Regions from separate parts of the Homo sapiens genome. Here all the other regions are linked to region 2. Evidence: chromatin contacts called from ENCODE Hi-C or POLR2A ChIA-PET data. All regions are on one chromosome and are shown on one strand. Each heading gives the region's core, a stretch centred on a gene start or an enhancer-like site at or near the end of the contact. The rest is flanking DNA. Distances are from core to core; before and after follow the strand shown.

Region 1 (3,079 bases), core at 182-2,681, 160 kb before region 2:
AACGGTGTTTGTGTGTGTGTTGGAAGGCCAAGGGTCAAGCACTGAGAATATTCTCCTTTTTGCCTAAATCATACCAAATCATCCTCCTCAAGCTTAAAAGAAACAATGATCTCATCAGTTGGTCTTTGAAAAATATAATCCTTTCTTAATTGGTTGTTTTGTAACTTTACATTGGTTCTAGCAGGGAGGAACCTATCCGTTTCACTTCTTGGTACAGTATCTTTGCCTTCTCCACCAATTAGGAACTTCAATACTTCTGATTAAAGTGTTGATTTGTGTTGGAGAAAAACAGGCAGAGAAGTGGGGTTGGGATAAGCAGCTGTGGAAATTGTGGGGAAGGGAGACTTAGCCAAGGGACAGGAAGGCTGTTCCAGAGCTCTGGCCTGACCACTTATTCCATGGTTTGCACATGATCCCCCAGCACCGGAGCCAGGGTTTCCAGAGTGCACAGCTTTCATTTCCATTAGTGACTGACTTAGAATCGTCAAGACCAAACCTTTCCCTCTGACTTTACAATTGAAGTTCAAAGGCTTTTGCATCTAGTCTACACCTATCGGTGAGTTCAGGAGAATTTTGGGAAAATAAAAAATACAAGATAAAACTCTATAGAGTTACATTTCCCTTTCTTTCCACAAGATGAGAGAACAATACAGGATGCTGTAATTTGTCAAAACCCCAAACAAAACAAAACAGGTCTGTTGTTAATACGGACAAATGGTCACAGCTGCAGAAAAGTTACCACATGAACTCTTTCAGTCCTAAATAGTCATTTTTGCAGTTCTGCGATCACTTTTCCAGGACTCCTTTTTTCCCTCCTCAGTATTTATTCATATTAACTATTTTTTCCATGTTAGATTTCTTCTGTTCGATATATTTTTTAGACAATGCTGCTTCCTATACAGCAGCTTTCTAATATTCTACCCAGGTTCACCATACATATGTGTCATTTCAGTGCCACAATAGCCGTACAGTGAAAGTAAATATTTTGATTACGTAGTCCATCAGAAGAACTGCTGTTAGATTCCTCTCTCTACTCCCATTCTCGACGTTCCCATGATATAGGCCTCCCTTCCCAAGCATGCTGCTAACTGTTGTGCCACAAATCAGTGCAATGAAGCTTGAGGCCCAGGTTGTCATACAGCTGAAACACGCCAGGTGTGTTGAGAGTTTTCCAATGTTTGACTAATTTAGGTTAAGTTGAATTGTCTAAGCTGGCTTAAATTGCTGAGAAAGTAAGAAAGGCAGGCCTGGAGAACTGGTGTTTGATCATTTAAGGCTGAAATTTAAACCTCAAGCGAAACAGGGAATCCAAAACCAATTCAAAACAGAAAGAAGAAAGTTGTATGTGACATTTCTGTAATCGAAACTGATGAGTTATACATTTTTACTGTTGATTCTTAGCTTGTCTTCCTCTTTTGCCAGTATATATTTATCTCTTCAGGCATAATACCATGTTACAGCAAAACTGCTTTCATTTTGACTCCATTTGTGATAGACACATAGGGGTTGATGTTTACTTTTGAACTCACAAGAAAGAGTCTCTAAAGTTTGGAGTATAAGATTATGAGATCAGTGTTTAACCCCATGCAAGAAAAAAAGGAATTTCTGGGCCTTTGAAAAACACTTTGCCAGCACAGAAAGAACTTAAATATATATGTAAATTATTACAAAATTGAAATGACAAAATATTCATATCTAAAGCGATGTTCAAAGTTTTGTACTTGGCAAATTTTATGAACTTCCAGAATTATTCAGCGTAAATGAAAGATATAAAAATAGAGCTAAAATACATAGTAATTGTTGGAATACTTTTCACAATGTGTCCACTTATTCAGATGTACTTTTATCATTTAGATAAAATATCTTACTTATCTGTAAGATATTTGCGTATAGAGTCAAACTTACAAGTTTTTAAAGTTACATTTATTTATGTGCATTTTAAGCTATAATTTTGTAGGTTTTATGCTATAGCTAAAGGAAAAGAAAAAATGAACATGAAAATTTAAAAGCTTTATATATTTTTAGATTACGAAGTAATACAGGTTTATTGTCAAAAATTAAGAAAATGCAGAAAGGTATAAAGAAGACAAGAAAACAACTTATAATCCTATCACTTAATAATAACTATCATTAATGCTTTCAGTTTTACAGTTGGTCCTTGAACAACACAGGTTTGAACTGAATGGGTCCAGTTTTACGCAGATCTTTTTCAACCAAACTTGGATAAAAAATACAAAATTTGGCTTTTCTGACTATGAAGTAGCCATTCTTTTATTCCTTTACTTTCTTAATCAACTTGCTTTCACTTAAAAAAATACAAAATTCATATTTGAGGGATGGGAAACTTGCATATATTGGCAGTCGGAGGGGGCTGACTTTTCATATACATGGGTTCCGCAGGTCCGACTGAGGGACTTGAGTATGAGTAAGATTTTGGTATGCACAGGTGGTCCTGGAACCAGTCCTCTGTGTATACCAAGGGAAAACTGTACTTTTAGCCTTTTTGTCTGTATATTATACTTTACAAAATAAACCAAGAGAAGCTGGGTGCGGGGCTCATGCCTGTAATCCCAGCACTTTGGTAGGCCAAGGTGGGAGGATCACTTGAGCTCAGGAGTTTGCGACCAGGCTAGGCAACATGGTAAAACCCTGTCTCTACAAAAATGCAAAAATTAGCTGTGGACTAATTTTTAATTAATTTTAAACTAATGCCTGTGGACCCAGCTACTCAGGAGGCTGAGGTGGGAGGATCACCTGAGCCCAGGAAAAGTTGAGGCTGCAGTGAGCCATGGTGGTGCTACTGCACTTCAGCCTGGGTGACAGAGTGAGACCCTGTTTCCAAACAAACAAACAAACAAACAAACAAACCAAGATCAGTCAGTGTACCAAGTCGATTTCCAAAGGATTTAGCAATGCTGCTGGAGCAACTGAATATCCACATGGAAGAAAACAAATGAACTTTGACCCATATCTCATTCTATACAAAAAAACTCATTTGAGACAGATCATAGACCTCAACTTAAAACCAGAAACATAAAGTTTCAAGAACAAAAAGAGAATATCTTTTTGATCTTAGGGT
Region 2 (3,440 bases), core at 631-3,130:
TTTCCCCATACAATAAAATGCTTCCAAGTCACAACCCTCATATTTACATACATTTCTGGTATGAATATCCACAAACACAACAAACGTATAAAGTGGTTTGAAATACCCAATTAAAAAAAAAAAAATATATATATATATATATATATTTTTTTTTTCGAGATGGATTCTCGCTCTGTCCCCCAGGCTGGAGTTCAGTGGTGTGATCTTGGCTCACGGCAACCTCCGCCTCCTGGGTTCAGGTGATTCTCCTGCCTCAGCCTCCCAAGTAGCTGGGATTACAGGCATGTGCCACCACACCAGGCTAATTTCTGAATTTTTAGTAGAGACAGGGTTTCGCAATGTTGGCCAGGCTGGTCTCGAATCCCTGACCTCAGGTGATCTGCCAGCTTGGCCTCCCAAAGTGCTAGGATTACAGGCATGAGCCACCACACCCGGCCAAAATACCAAATTAAAATTTTAAAAACAAGGTAACAATGGAAGTGTTAGTCCATTTCAGGGGCTGATGCGCAAGTTAATTCTTGCCCTCTCCTCTTCTCTGTGGCTCTCCTCAGCTGGCTAGTGGCGGAGGCAGCTGTGTTATTTATATTCTGTGGCTGTCAGAGGCCTGCTCCGTGCTCCTCAACCCATGTGGTACCCCGATGACTTGGCCACAGTCCAGTTGTCACAGGATTCCACAGCAGCCTGATCCTTCTTGCACCAGTGGCAGGCCAGCCTGGGCTCCTTTGCCCCTCCACTTTGCCTGTGTGTACCTCAGATGTGCAGAAGCAGAACCTATTTTTCTATCTTGTATTTTAAGCTCTAACTCTAAACTACTACACAGCTCAAGACTAAGTAGGGCATTGTTAAATTCTGGATAGTGGTCTACAGATTTTGAGTGGCATTTAAAAAATACACTTTTAGCCCTAAATCTTGAAGTATCTCTGTCAGTCTGGGTCCTCTAAAAAGGACCCAGTCAAAATGGGATTAGATGAGCAAGAGATTTATTAGGAAAAACGGGCAGGGAGCATGAGGTGTCGGGGATGGCCTTCAGCCCCTGATGCGGGTCTGAGAAAGGAGAGCAAGAAGGAAGGACGGAGTTGGGAGGAGCCTCAGACCACAGTGCAGCTCTAAGAATGTCTCTGCCAGGCCAGTGAGGATCCCCCGGCTCCAAGACCTGAAGCTTCTCATTAGAGGAGTTCTGTGTCAGGCAGAGGTGGCCTGGTCCTATTATCCCCACTGCACTATGCCATTATCTGGGAGCAGCCCGTGGAAAGTAGCATCTGGTTTGAACGCTGCAACCAGCTTAAAGGTGGGGCATCAGAAGGCTGTTAGTCAGCTCTCTTCTCTGCTGCGGGTCCTCTGGAAGGAAGATTTGAATGGGGCACCTCCATGGTCACCACAGTACCCACAGGTGTACCCTTATATCCTAGGACCCTTGGCCTCACTCCGTCTGTTCTACTCCCCTCTCTAGACCAACTCATGGCAACGTGTAAAAGGAGGTGACTCATTCCCTTCCTAGGTTCTCAGTCCCCACAGAGAAAGTTTGGATAGGGAAGTTACACCTCTGGAGGCTCACCTTTGTTTGCCGCTATTTCCTAGCCAATAAAACCATTGCTTATTAAATCCTAATTCCACAGACATTTCAGTGCTGAAATTCCCTGCACTGAGTTAAATACAGAGGACGCAAGATAAATAAGAAACGTAAATGGGCTCATATCCTATAGAGGGTTATGTACACTTTAGCAGAAATTTTAATAATTTGATAAGAAGAGAAATAGACTGGATCAGAAGAGGACTCTCCTGACCAGCCTGGGAAAAGTCTGAGCAGAGTCTGCAGGGGCAAATACAACTTACTCAGACAAAAAAGGCTGTCAGCAGCAAGTCTAGGCAGAAGCCAGGAGGAGTTAGGAACAGACTATAAGAAATGGTTGGTCTGGAGGAAAAAGGGTAAAACTTATGAGGTAAGCAGTATACAAATTTATGCTTGCAAATTTCTTTTTTCTTTTTCCTTCCTATTCAAAGGTCAATGCTTCGAAACTTGTACTTAGTTTTGTCAATAGTGTCTCATGTGCATTTTCTGAGTGTGAAGAGGATTTGGGTAGGCAAGACTAGAGAACAGCAGGAAGTCATTGCCTATTAAATTTTTATTTCCAGCCATTCACTGATGTATTGGTAAGAGGACAGGAGTCCTGGGGAAAGACTGCCTCATTTACACTCCAAAGACTTGGGTTCTGATCTCCATGTCGTGGCTTATCATAGTGTAAGCCAGTTATGTACCTCTAGAAATGGAAGTTTCTGCTGTTTATAAACTGGAAATAATGATACATGTCCTGACTCCTATTGGGTTGTTGCAAAGGAATCAATTGAAATAAGACAAGACTTTCTGAAGGCACTTTGCCAACTTTCAGAACTGTAAAGATTAAGGGACTGCTACTATGTGCTGCTCAGGAAATAACAGGCACCTGGGAAAACCCACGAAGTAAGGTTTTGTAAGAAGTTGCTCTGCTCCCTGGGAGAAAACGCGGAGCTCAACACTGCCAAGAGGAACAAGTCTGGGAAATTACGACATGAGGTAAAGCAAATAGGGCTTTTCGTTTTGTTTTTGGATACCACAATTTCTTACATGTCGTTCTTATTGTTTACCCTTCCTCACCATTGGTGGTTTTGAAATGAAAGGAAATTGGGTTAGAGAGTATTAATAAAGCAAGGGAGATGGCTAAAATTTACTTGATGTAAAAATAAACCGAACCACTTTAGTGTGGGGAGAATCAAATACTACACATTCATTATGTGGAAAACAAATTCATCTTTGTGGTGAATCAGAAAACTTTTCTACTTTCATGGAACACTATCGGCTCCCCATCCTCTCACACTCCCTGGGAGAAATAGTAGTACATGATCAGATAAATATAACTTGCCCTAATGCTTCTCTGCTGAAAGATTTTAAAAAATCCCTCTCTTATTAGCTTTACTTTGTTGATGGTTTGCTGGACTCGCTATGAGAAGACCACTGAGAATATTATCAATCTACTCAATACTGATGAGAACCAGAGGCCACAGGCATTCTTATCAACATGTGTGTAAGGTCATGGAAAGTCTCCATGTCAACAGTCCTGCTAAAGTGGCCACTCCTGGAGTAGCAGTAATCTCCTAAATTGTCTATTCTCTAAGCATTTTTTAATAGAGAAATCAGCAGGAATATTTATATGAGTTCACCCAACTGGTTGATGCATACAAGGAAATTGCTGATAGCAATGTTAATTACTTTTTCTTGAATACTCATTCACAGGACAGGTTGATCTTTGCCATTTTACACAAACAAAAAATGAAATGACATCTTTTAGCCTATCATATAGGCTGTAAAAGATATTTTGGAAAATAATTTTCAAAAAAAGTGGGTGGACGACACTAGGGATTGACTCACTTAATATAAACAACAACCACTTCTGACTTGTCTTATT
Region 3 (3,121 bases), core at 577-3,076, 220 kb before region 2:
CCACTTCTCTCCCAAGGAATGTCGCTGCCTTAAACTCTGTTCTGTGGCAGATACTTCCTGCCCCTATACATCACCTTCAGATGTACTATATGATCAAGATCTTTACCATCTGGCCACTCCTCTAGCTCTAGTGTTCCAAATGGCTTACATTTTTAATGGTTCTTTGTGATCTCCCTGATATAGAAATACAGGTATGCAAGGACATGTGCACTCATAAAGAGTCTATCTTCCTTCTTTGCATTCCTGTGTGCTTTAGCCAGAAGAGATGTTTTAGGATGGTGGTACAGTGAGAAATTTATGAAACAAGGGCCACTGGGCCACCAAGATGACTATTTATGGTTAAGTGGAATCCAAAAGGATGATATGGGGTATCTCTTTCTTTACAAGTAGTAGCCACTGCCATTGAACAAATATTTAAATAATACAAACAATTGTTAATAATTATTTAGCTCCTCTTAAATGAGTCACGTGTCCCCTTTCCATGTATAAAAACCGTATTTATACTTTGTGTTTCCCTTGTGCTACTCAAAAGATCACAATAAAAACATTCTCTTGAAAAATTTACTTAGTTTATTTCACTGACTTAAAAAAAATTTTTTTTTACTGCATTTTATGCTAGATTCACACATTTCACATGGTGGTTGAACATATAAGGAAAGATATATTTTTACCACGGCTTGATAACATTTCTTCAAGATGCTATCCTCACAACAGATTATATTTATTCAGAAAATTTGAAGTGATCTATTTGAAATTACCTCTAGTAGTTTGTTAAAATGTAACAGATCCATTTATAGACTTTTAAAAGATGGAATTTTTATAAAGGTACAGTTGTTTGTTTGTTTTTTAGACAAAGTCTTGTTCTGTCACCAGGCTGGAGTGCAATGGCACGATCTTGGCTCACTGTAATCTCCACCTCCTGGGTTCAAGCGATTCTCCTGCTTCAGCCTTCCGAGTAGCTGGGATTACAGGCGTGTGCCACCACACCCAGCTAATTTTTGTAAAGATGGGATTTCACCATGTTGGCCAGGATGGTCTTGATCTCCTGACCCATTGATCCACCCACCTCAGCCTCTCAAAGTGCTGGGATTACAGGCGTGAGCCAACACGCCTGGCCAAAGGTACAGTTATATGTGAGTTATACAATAGATTCCCAATAGGGTAAGACCCTGGGGGAGTAACATCACTAGAATCCGATGTGTCCATCTCAAATAGTTTTTTACTGAATTGATTATGTCTCAATAATATTTTGGAATCTTGATAAAAACTTACTTGGCTAAAGTATACCATTAATATAAATAAACAATATAAATATAATATAAATAATATAAATAAACAATGGTATTTACCATATTACCTTTACCATGTGTATTTGTATCCAAAACACACTCATTTATACCATATCAAGGCATAGCAACTCCAGTTTGTTTGAAGAACATTACTTGATAAACAGCAACGAAGACAGAAGAGTTGATGGAAATTCTGATATTACTACCACCTCCTTTCCCTACTATTGCCCTTGTAAAACACAGAAATAGTTTGTTCATGTGACCAAATTGAAGTCTTCTTTCACTCAGGAATATAGAATATCCAACATGCGTTGTGGTGCTTTAAAGATGGTCAAAATTCTTTGACATTATCTCATCAAGAGGTGGTGTCAATGTCCTTCTTTCCCAGAATCTGGGTGGGCTCAGAGACTGCTTTGACCAATAAAGCATAGTGGAAGTAAAACTGTGCCAGTGTCTCGGGCTCAGGCTGAAAGAGACTGGCAGCTTTCACTTCCTGTCTTTTGAAAGTCTCTTGAACTTCGGACCTGGGGGAAGCCAGCTGCCGAGTGAGAAGTCTGACTATCCGGAGATGGCGGTGAGTATAGAGAATTTCTGCTAGGTCTCCTGTGTTTCAGCCATCCCAGCCCAGGCACCACGACACATTATCAAAGGACTATCTTGGACCTTCTCATCCCAGCAAACATCCAATGGAGAAGAATGAAGACTCCAGGCATATGATCCCACTCTAGCCATCCCAGGAGCCCCCAGCTATCCAAACAACTACAGCTGTGGCCAAAAACATCGTGTATCAGGGACAAACTCTCTGCTTATGGCTGCTCTAATCCTTGACCTACAGAATCATGAAATTTGTGGATACGGTCATGATCTTGATTTTGGCGATGGTTTCACAGGTGTGTACCTATGTATGCTTATCAAAGTGTGCACTTTAAAATGTGCAGTTTATTATATGTCAATTATATATAAAGCTGTTCAAAAATTTAAAAATAATTGTTGTTTTATACGACTGAGTTTTCAGGTGGTTTGTAATATGACAATAGATAACCTGAACATGCACTTCCTATGTTTTATGTTTATTTCTTCCTGATATTTATTAAAATAAAAATATTATTAAAATACAAACTTGGCATATAAAACTTTACTAGGTATATTAAGTACTTTTTTTACAAAATTCAATTTGTTTTTATTAAATGTCTATAATCTAGACTATAGATTATACAGTCTAGATTATAATCTAATCTATTATATAGATATAATAGATTAAATGAGTTGGCTTTAAAAAATCACATTATGGATTATTATTGATAATATTAGTATTGTTTTTTACTGAAGTGAATTTCTTACCAGAACAGATTCTAGGCATTTGCACATTCACTCTTAAGTTTCTAGATCCAAGTCCATTCCCTAGAACATATTAGATATTCAATAGGTGTTTGGTAAAAATATAAATGAAATATGGAATAAAATCTAAACCTTTTCTTTTGTTTTAATATCTTTATCTAGTATATCTTAGTTTAAATGTATTGCAAATGATTTCAGGACACCAGTGTCTACCTGAGCTAGATTGCTCTCAAGTTTTAGTTTAATATTCAACCAAAAACGCACATTATAAAACAATGTACCTTCTTTTACAAAAAGTTTGCATGTGATGGAGCCAGGTCCCTTTGAGTCCAGCACCTAAGTGTCTAATCACTAATTCATCCTCGTGACCCCAACAGGAAATAGCATGACCTCAAGTCTAACTGACAGGAATGAGACCTACAGAAGAACAAAAAAGGAAGAAAAGTTAATAATCTTTTTTCTGTCCATTTTCTTCTTTATTGTAGGTCAGATGT

Evidence for each region. A loop is a pair of places that touch in the nucleus more often than their neighbours do. ChIA-PET counts read pairs that join two places held with the same protein, here RNA polymerase II (POLR2A). Pooled maps may share reads with other maps.
Region 1: a map of GM12878 shows a loop between it and region 2 (3-fold over the local background). The contact joins the enhancer-like site here to the promoter of LINC02541 in region 2. A Hi-C loop is called at or near these places in 4 of 168 maps with a recorded cell type or tissue (B cell, GM12878 and OCI-LY7), 36 of 37 single-sample maps with no recorded cell type and 13 of 50 pooled maps. POLR2A ChIA-PET finds 5 or more read pairs at or near these places in 4 of 52 experiments (A549, B cell, GM12878 and 1 more).
Region 3: a pooled map shows a loop between it and region 2 (2.3-fold over the local background). The contact joins the promoter of MROCKI here to the promoter of LINC02541 in region 2. A Hi-C loop is called at or near these places in 2 of 37 single-sample maps with no recorded cell type and 4 of 50 pooled maps. POLR2A ChIA-PET finds 5 or more read pairs at or near these places in 6 of 52 experiments (Caco-2, GM12878, H1 and 3 more).

Annotation. Positions count from the first base shown.
Region 1 is chr6:113,803,628-113,806,706 of GRCh38, reverse strand. No RefSeq gene overlaps it. Among named protein-coding and RNA genes, the nearest start is that of MARCKS, 52 kb to the left of the region's middle. Within about 2 kb of position 1,431, at least 4 of the 41 ENCODE cell types and tissues checked have a DNase peak (open chromatin) inside an H3K27ac peak, as active enhancers do; they include B cell, where a contact is called at or near this core.
Region 2 is chr6:113,648,515-113,651,954 of GRCh38, reverse strand. It overlaps LINC02541 (long intergenic non-protein coding RNA 2541), which reads left to right and starts at 1,880. Exons shown (of 3, transcript NR_125844.1): 1 at 1,880-1,940.
Region 3 is chr6:113,872,052-113,875,172 of GRCh38, reverse strand. MROCKI (MARCKS cis regulating lncRNA promoter of cytokines and inflammation) reads left to right here and starts at 1,826. Exons shown (of 3, transcript NR_038863.2): 1 at 1,826-2,179. It overlaps LOC124901382 (a long non-coding RNA gene), which reads right to left and starts at 1,768. Exons shown (of 3, transcript XR_007059716.1): 1 at 1,350-1,768.